Linked DNA regions of Homo sapiens: region 2 is linked to region 1. A link is an interaction called in ENCODE POLR2A ChIA-PET data of the cell type or tissue named here. Cell type or tissue: HCT116. All regions are shown on one strand. Each heading gives the region's core, and the rest is flanking DNA. Links, peaks and the distances in the headings are about the cores only.

What was found. Peaks named below come from ENCODE experiments on the same cell type or tissue, not always from the same donor. Only the 100,000 strongest peaks of a DNase experiment are listed, where the experiment ranks them.
Region 2: POLR2A ChIA-PET joins it to region 1 with 27 read pairs; 8 of 35 experiments call an interaction of 5 or more read pairs at or near these places.

Annotation. Positions count from the first base shown.
Region 1 is chr5:142,360,372-142,364,766 of GRCh38, reverse strand. The region is part of intron 3 of SPRY4-AS1 (SPRY4 antisense RNA 1); the gene reads right to left. Among named protein-coding and RNA genes, the nearest start is that of SPRY4-AS1, 37 kb to the right of the region's middle. RefSeq lists enhancers at 151-200, 438-1,159, 1,160-1,879, 1,669-1,963 and a silencer at 3,685-3,923. In HCT116, for the core only: no CTCF peak of the experiment used is centred there; DNase peaks (open chromatin) are centred at 1,866 and 3,816; H3K4me3 peaks cover 2,902 bases; H3K27ac peaks cover 4,000 bases.
Region 2 is chr5:142,444,193-142,448,587 of GRCh38, reverse strand. The region is part of intron 3 of SPRY4-AS1 (SPRY4 antisense RNA 1); the gene reads right to left. Among named protein-coding and RNA genes, the nearest start is that of SPRY4-AS1, 120 kb to the right of the region's middle. In HCT116, for the core only: a CTCF peak has its summit at 3,353; DNase peaks (open chromatin) are centred at 1,647, 2,297 and 3,107; H3K4me3 peaks cover 2,155 bases; H3K27ac peaks cover 3,746 bases.

The DNA of each region.
Region 1 (4,395 bases), core at 182-4,181:
GTTCTGGAAGCAGGCTACGGCAGGCCCTGTGCAGTGGGCGGGGTGTGTTCAGTCAGAGGCAGATGACCGGGGCGGGGCTTGTTTCGAGACAGTTATCGGTGGAGACAGGCTCAATTATTTTCATTATATGGAGTCAACAGAGACAGGAGGCATAATGGGTCTCAGTCAGAGAGGCAAAGGTTAAGGTAAGGGAAACAGGGGGAACCAAGGGGGGCCCTCCCAGGCCCACCGTGACCACTGAACCATGATGCCAGGGAGGGTGAGTGAAAACGGGAAGATGTCGGGTGTTTGTCTGGTCCTGCTCTGCTGGATCCAGCATGAACCCCTGGAGAGCCAAGACGGCATTTCCTGTGTGAGTGACTCTAAAAGCTTCCAGACAAGGCAGGTGTGCTGGCTCACGCCTATAATCCCAGCACTTTGGGAGGCCGAGGCTGGTGGATTGCTTGAGCCTAGGAGTTTGAGACCAACCTGAGCAACATGATGAAACACTGTCTCTACTAAAAATAGAAAAATTAGCTGGGCATGATGATGCGTGCCCGTAGTCCCGGCTACTTAGGAGGCCGAGGTGGGAGAATCGCTTCAGCATGGGAGGTGGAAGTTGCAGTGGGCCAAGATCATGCCACTGCTCTCTAGCCTGGGTGACAGAGCGAGACCCTGTCTCAAAATAAATAAATAAAAATAAAAGCTTCAGGTGGACAGAGCTTCATCAGGACCTCATCTGAATGGTCCAGCATTAGAGGGCAGAGTACCCTAAGCCCTCTTCTCTTGCCTTCCCACCCCTTTATCCTTTTCCTCTCCATAAATAACAACCAATGTTATAAGGGTTTGCTGCGTGCAAGGCACGGTGCTGAATACCTGGCACATATCTTTTTTTTTTTTTAAGACAGGGTCTCGCACTGTTGCCCAGGCTGGAGTACAGTGGCATCACAGTTCACTGCAGCCATGACCTCCCTGGCTCAAGCCATCCTCCTGCCTCGGCTTCCTGATTAGCTAGGACTACATGCACACACAACCACACCCAGCTGATTTTTGTATTTTTTGTAGAGACAGGGATCTCTCTATGTTGTCCAGGCTGGTCTTGAACTCCTAGGATCAAGCAACCTGAACATACGTTATTTCACTCTCTCATTAAACCTGTCAGGCACTGTGATGATCCCATTTAACCAATGAAGAAATTGAGACTCAGAAAGGGTTATAGGACTTGCCCAAGCCAGTAAGGGGCAGAATCAGCAAACCAAGGTCCATTGGGCCTACAGCCCAAGCTCTCCACTACAAGTTTCCTCTTTTCTTTTTTTTTTTTTTTTTTGAGGCGGAGTCTCGCTGTCTCCCAGGCTGGACTGCAGTGGCCTGATCTCGGCTCACTGCTAGCTCCGCCTCCCGGGTTCACGCCATTCTCCTGCCTCAGCCTCCTGAATAGCTGGGACTACAGGCGCCCGCCACCACGCCCGGCTAATTTTTTTTTTGTATTTTTAGTAGGGACGGGGTTTCACCGTGTTAGCCAGGATGATCTTGATCTCCTGACCTCATGATCCGCCCGCCTCAGCCTCCCAAAGTGCTGAGATTACAGGTGTGAGCCACCGTGCCCAGCCCCTTCTTTTTTCTTTCTACTGTTTACTGCTTATCCTCTGCACAGGCCAAAGGCCTCTCCCTCACCCTAAACCAGGCCCTGTACCTGTGTGGGTTTGGGGGCTACTCAGTAAGGCCCTTCAGGTGGAGGAGTTACTGTTTCTGAGATTTCTCAAGAACAGGAAACTTCCCCTTGCTGCCTGCAATAAATCCAAGCCTGCCTTCCTTTGTGATTTCACCCCGGGAGCAACACTCCAGCATGACTCATCACTGGGCCGGCAGGAGATCTCCTCTGGAGACTAGAGGTGACCTTGGCCAGGCACTCACATCCTGTGCCTGTTTTCCCGTTTGTCAAGTGGACAGCCCCAGCCTCCCCACCAGGCTTGTTGTGAACTATATGGCTGAACACAAAGCTTGTAGAAAATAATTTTTGAAACAGAATCTAAAATACTGACAATTACTCTAACTTCAGCCTATGTCCCACACACCAAACCAGGATCTAAATCCTTCCCAACCTTAATCCTGGCTGCAAGAGTTCTCCTGCACTCCTGCTGCCTTCTTGGTGTATGGTCGAACTAGGATTACTGGAAAAAAGACAGCTGACAGGGACAATAACCCGTTTTCCAAATGCGATGGGTCACTCCTCCTTCGGCTCCCCCATCACCCTATATTATAAGCACTTAGTTAATATCAGCTAACATTAATGAAACCCTGATTGAATATGTAAATTTATATTGTTTTGCTCTGGCAGGGCGCAGTGGCTCATGACGGTAATCCCAGCACTTTGGGAGGCAGAGGCAGGCAGATCACCTGAGGTCAGGAGTTTGAGACCAGCCTGGCCAACATGATGAAACCCCGTCTCTACTAAAAATACAAAAACTAGCCGAGCCTGGTGGCGCATGCCTGTAATCCCAGCTACTCAAGAGGCTGAGGCAGGAGAATCGCTTGAATCTGGGAGGTGGAGGCTGCAGTGGGCCAAGATCGCGCTAGTGCACTCCAGCTTGGGTGACAGAGTGAGACTCTGTCTCAAAAAGAAAAAAAATTATTTATATATATATACACATATACATATATATATACATATATATACACGTATATATATATATGTATATATATAGTTTTACTCATGTAACCCCTTATTACTAGACCCACTTTGCAAATAAGAAAAATTAAGTTTCAGACTGGTTGATTACAGAAACTCAAAGGTCACACACAGCTGGCAGGTGTCAAAGCCCAGATTCAAGATCGGGTCTGTCAATCTACACACTGTACTGTCTTCACTTTGTTTTAAAATTACAAATCCCGGTACTACTCCCTAGCCACTTTCTCTGCTTTATTTTATTTTATTTTTTGAGATGGAGTTTCGCTCTGTTGCCCTGGCTGGAGTGCAATGGTGCAATCTTGGCTCACTGCAACCTCCACCTCCTGGGTTCAAGCAATTCTTCTGCCTCAGCCTCCTAAGTAGCTGGGATTACAGGCATGCGCCACCATGCCCAGATAATTTTTTTTTATTTACTAGAGACATGGTTTCACCATGTTGGTCAGGCTGGTCTCGAACTCCTGACCCCAAGTGATCCACCCGCCTCGGCCACCCAAAGTGCTGGGATTACAGGTGGGAGCCCACCATGCCTGGCCCCTTCACTTCATTTTTCTGCATAGTTTCTATGCTCTTTGGTAAGAAATTAACAGTCACAACCCTCCTTTACCCAGGTAGAATGTAAATCAATGTGGGCAGGGATTTCTTGGTGTTTGGCCACTGCTGTATCCCCTCAGTGCCTAAAACAATGTCTGACACATAGTATCAGCAAATACTCAAGGTATTCAATAAATATTTTGCCCAAAACAAATTAATTTAGCCAAAAATTCTCATTAGCTATTTTTGACTGTCCTTTCTACTAGATTCTAAATTTGACAGCATTTTCTTCATCTCAGTCCCCATAACTGCCCCCCATCCCTCCCTGTTTCAAGTTTAGAATGACAGTTTTGAACATAGCAAAATATTATTTGATACTGCAATGTGATTTGGGGGTGGCCTGCTGTTTGGGGAATTCATTCTCCTCTCCACTCCCCACAACAAATGGGCACTCAGTAGAAAACTGTCTTAGGAAGGCTGGAAAATGTCTAGCACTTTCTCATCTTATCCCTCGGTTAGGTTCCTCCCGTCCCTGCTCCCTGAGGCTGATGGACAGGCAGGCGGGACAGCCCGATCGATCGATGCAAAGGTGCCCTCCTCCGCTCTTGTTTGCTGCTGCGTTTCTGACTCACATCTTCCCTGGGCTGTGGGAAAGTGTTCAGTGTGTGGCTTCACAAACTGCAGTGCAGCAGGGAGAGCGGGCAGTTGGAAATGATATGGAAAAGAAAGGATCTAATTAAGCAGAGTAGGTGATAGTGTCGGGAAGAAAAAGCAAGCAAGTGGCAATTTGGATATCTGCCTGCAAATAAAAGAGATGACTGTCGTTTTCTCCTCTGGCTCCTGTTTGCCCTATAAATCTCAGTTCACAAATCCAAGTGTTTTAATTATCGCTGTATAATACAACATGCTGTGCTGGGACTATCTTAGGGAAATTAAAACAAAGGAGGGGGAGACAGAGGGATTCAGGCTACCCCGTTCTCCCGTTTCTCTTGTTTACAATAATCCAAAGGTGTTTCTCCCCCCTTCTGCCATAAACACAACATGGGGTTTTCCAGTATTAAACTTATCACCTTCCTCCACTCACAAAAAGGAACTTCAGGCCCTAAGCTGTTGTCAACCATGCAACTCAGTTGCCAGGTGTCACCTTGGCCACTGTTGCTGTTTAATCCCCAAGAAATCAAAAGAACCAGGTCATG
Region 2 (4,395 bases), core at 142-4,141, 84 kb before region 1:
GTAGCAAGATGGCAGATTTAGATATTTATATTAAAAAGTAGGGGGCTGGGTGCAGCGGCTCATGGCTGTAATCCCAGCACTTTGGGAGGCCGAGGCTGGTGGATCACTTGAGTTCAGGAGTTCGAGACCAGCCTGGCCAACCTGGGGAAACCCCGTCTCTACTAAAAACGCAAAAATTAGCTTGTTGTGGTGGTGTGTGCCTAGCTACTCGGGAGGCTGAGGCAAGAGAATCACTTGAACCTGGGAGGTAGAGGTTGCAGTGAGCCAACATCATACCACTGTACTCCAGCCCAGGTGTTAGAGTGAGACTCTGTCTCAAAAAAAAAAAAAAAAGGAGAGAGGTCTAAACAATTTTGATTTTTAAAAAAAATTAAAGGATTATTTCAAAAATTCTTATAAGGCTGCAGTAATCAGCTTTGTATATAGCACTACATATCCCCCTCAATGGCTAAAATGTAAAAGACTGGCAATATTAAGTGTTGGTGAGGATATGGGAGGAAATGGAACTTTCATAGATGCAGATGAGGATGCAATTTTTCAGGCACTTTACAAAACAGTTTGGCAGTTTCTGATAAAGTTAAACATATACTTACCATATGACTTAGAAATCCCACTCCTAGGTATTTACCTAAGAGAAATAAAAACGCATATCTACACAAATATTTATATGTCAATGCTCATAGCAGCTTTAGTCATAAATTCCTGTCCTTCAACAGGTAAATGAGTAAACATATTATAGCATCTTCATACAACAGATAATTACTGAGCCATAAAAATGAAAAAACTACCCACACATGCAGCAGCGTGAATGAATCTCAAAAGCATCATGGTAAGTGAAAGATGCCAGATACAAAAAAACTACTTACTGTGTGATTTAATTTATATGAAATTCTAGAAAATGCAAATTATAGTGATTAAAAAGCAGGTTGCTGGTTGCTAGGGGTCGGGGAAGAGGTAAGGAATTCACTGAAAATAAAAGAGGGATCTTTTGGAGGTGTTGGAATGTTCTATATTATGATTGGGGTAGTGGTTATAAGACTTTATACATTTGTCTAAACTCGTTGAACTGTATACTTAAAATTGATTTTACCACATTAAATTATGTCTCAATAAAGCTGACAAAAAAATAAATATACTGAAATCGGTAAGTAGACCAAAGAGGCAGGCAGAAGACAATCCACTAGGGAAAATATTCAAACTTCTATAATTAAATCATCTCTTAAAGTATTTATTTTGGTTTATATTTCATAGTAGACACAATATCTATACATTAGCATATGTATATAATTTATAAATAAATATTCATATGTTGAGGCACATACTCAATTTGTTTTCACTGATAGGGATGAAACTCTCAAAACATCTGGAGAGTTCAGAGTTGCTTGCTATAAGCCTGGCAGGGCAATTTCAGTGCCATGGTAGAAGCAGAAACCAGACTGTAACTGGAGTTGAGCAGTGGAGATAGCAGGCAAACATCTTTCAAGATATTTGGTGGCGGGCACCAAAACCAAGGAGGCAAAAACAGTGACCTCTGGTCGTCCTCACTGCTCATTATATGCTAATTATAATGTATTAGCATGCTAAGAGACACTCCCACTAGAGCCATGACAGTTTACAAACGCCATAGCAATGTCAGGAAGTTACCCTATATGGTTTTAAAAGGGGAAGAACCCTCAGTTCCAGGAATTGCCCAACCCCTTTCCCAGAAAACTCATGAATAATCCACCCTTTTTTAGCATAAAAATCAAGAAATAATTATAAGCACCATTAGTCCAGCAGCCCAAGTTGCTGCTCTGCATATGGAGTAGCCATTCTTTATTTCTTTGCTTTCCTAATAAACATGCTTTCGCTTAAAACAACAACAAAAAAAGACATTTGGTAGAGAGGAAGGGTACGGATAGTTACAAGGAGAGTGGAAAGTTGTGGGAAGGTGATTATTTTTAGGATGGGTCATTTTAGTATAGATTTAGAGGAAGGAGTTAGAAAACACAGACTGATGAAACAGGAGGGAGAGAGAAGGAAATATTGTGGATGAAGTTCCCAGAGTTTGCAGGAGGAGTTGGTTCTGGGGTCTCAGTGAAGAACTGAGAGAGAGAAAGCTGTGATGTTGCTGGTCTCATTTTTTACTGATTACTAAGCAAGGTCATCAGTGAATGGAATGTGATAAGGCAGGGTAAAGTAGAAGTCATCTTTAGAAAAATGAGCCTGAGAAATAATATCCGGAACGACTAGAACCCTCACTCCCAACACACACACTAGTAAACAAGTAGTTGTGAAACAGCAGCTGAGTCTCTACTATTGATATGGTTTGGATTTGTGTCTCCACCCAAATCTCAGGTCAAATTGTAATCCCCAGTGTTGGAGGAGGGGCCTGGTAGGAAGTGACTGGATCACGGGGGTGGATTTTTCCCTTGTTCTTGTGATAGTGAGTTCTCATGAGATTTGGTTGTTTAAAAATGTGTAGCACCTCTCCCTTGTCTTCCTCCTGCACCAGCCATGTAGGACAGACATGCCTGCTTCCCCTTTGCCTTCCACCATGACTGTAAGTTTCCTGAGGCCTCCCTAGCCATGCTTCCTATAGAGCCTGTGGAACCGTAAGGCAATTAAACTTCTTTTCTTTATAAATTAAGTCTCAGGTAGTTTTCTTTATAAATTAAGTCTCAGGTAGTTTTCTTTATAAATTAAGTCTCGGGTAGTTCTTTATAGCAATCCAAGAACAGATTAATACAACCATCCAGTTATTTTTATGGTGCTGGTGCCATTGTACACTCTCATTTCTGAACTAACCCTTAGATGCTTGACAGGAGTTAGCTGCTTAAACTTGGCACGAAAGGAAATGTCTCCTTATGCCTACTCCAGCAACAAATGGCCCCAGTAAGTGGAAGGTGGTAGGGATTTAAGTGGAAACTGGTGAGCTGATATCTTTAACCCGGGGTCCCTTTGTAATTTACCCATCGCCCACCCGATCTTGGACCAAGTTTTCCCATTATGCCTCAGAAGCTAATTTTGGTCCTACTGGTCAGTGCTGCTCTGGGTGTGGTGGCTGTGTGGGTGGGGACCACCAGGAAGTAAAGGAAGTGGGACTGGTGAATCAGGTGGGGCCCTCCTTCAACACAGCCTGACTCACCCAGGAGCATGGGAATAGGGGCTTCAGGGCTGGCGGCGCCACCTCTGAGCAGCACCAGGGCCTTGAGGGGCATCATTAGTGGTTGCAGATGCTTACCCAGCACTTCTTGCAGGATGGCCTGGGGCCTGCCCACATGCCATTTGGGTAATTATGTCCTATTTACCCTCCTGCAGATTCAATGAACTGACCATGGACTTCCTGACGACCTCTCTGAATGCTGCCCCTAGTGACATAGCAGGTTGAGCCTTAAAGATGGTGCTTCTTCCACATGTTCTCACTTATAAGTGGGAGCTGAACAATGAGAACACACGGACACAGGGAGGGAAAAAACACACCCTGGGGCCTGTGGTGGGAGCAGGGGCAGAGGGGGCAGTATCAGGATAAATAGGTAATGCATGGGGGGCTAAATACCTAAGTGATGGGTTGATAGGTGCAGCAAACTACCATGGCACACATTTACCTATATAACAAATCTGCATGTCCTGCACAAGTATCCTGGAACTTAAAATTTAAAAAAATAAAAATAAATAAAAAGATGGTGATTCTTGCCAAACCCCTCCAACCCTCTTTCCTCCCTACTCTATGCTGGAGGATTCAACAGGACTTAGTGGAAGGGCCTCTGGCCACCCTCTCTGTTCAGTTCATCAGCTACAATGTGTCTTTTCCCCAAGAAATCCAGACAGCCTCTTTTGCTAGTGTCAATGCATGATATAGAGGACTTCTTGTTTCTCTACCTCTAGTAATGCTACCTTTTTTTTTTTTTTTTTTTTTTTTTTTTGCTCCAAAGAAACAACCCTCCTTCACTTTTTAGTTGAGGTGGCTCAGGTGGTGCCAACACTACCCTCAGCTTCAGGGTGGGCCCATGAACCAGCCTGGCTCAGTGGAACACTGACATCTGTTAGCCGTAATGACTGGTTCAGCAACAGATATGGGACCCAAAGAGAGTCAACAAGACCCAGTTCCGAGAATTCTGAGGATCTCTTAGGAAGAATTGCTTTTCTCTGCTCATGTTACTGAGAGCACAGAATATAGGTCAGAAGTTACTGGCAGCTTTTTTTCTCTTGATGAGTTTGAATACACCTCATGTGCTAAGAACTGCCTCAAGTGTCTTTATATATATCAACATTATCTCATTTAATTCCCACATCAACTCCAAAAGTTGTAAGTTCTATTACATGAGGTGGCATAGTTTGGAGGTCAATAGTACTGGCTCTGGAATCAGATTGCCTGGGTTTAAACTCTCGCTCCATAGGTACTAGCTGTGTAAC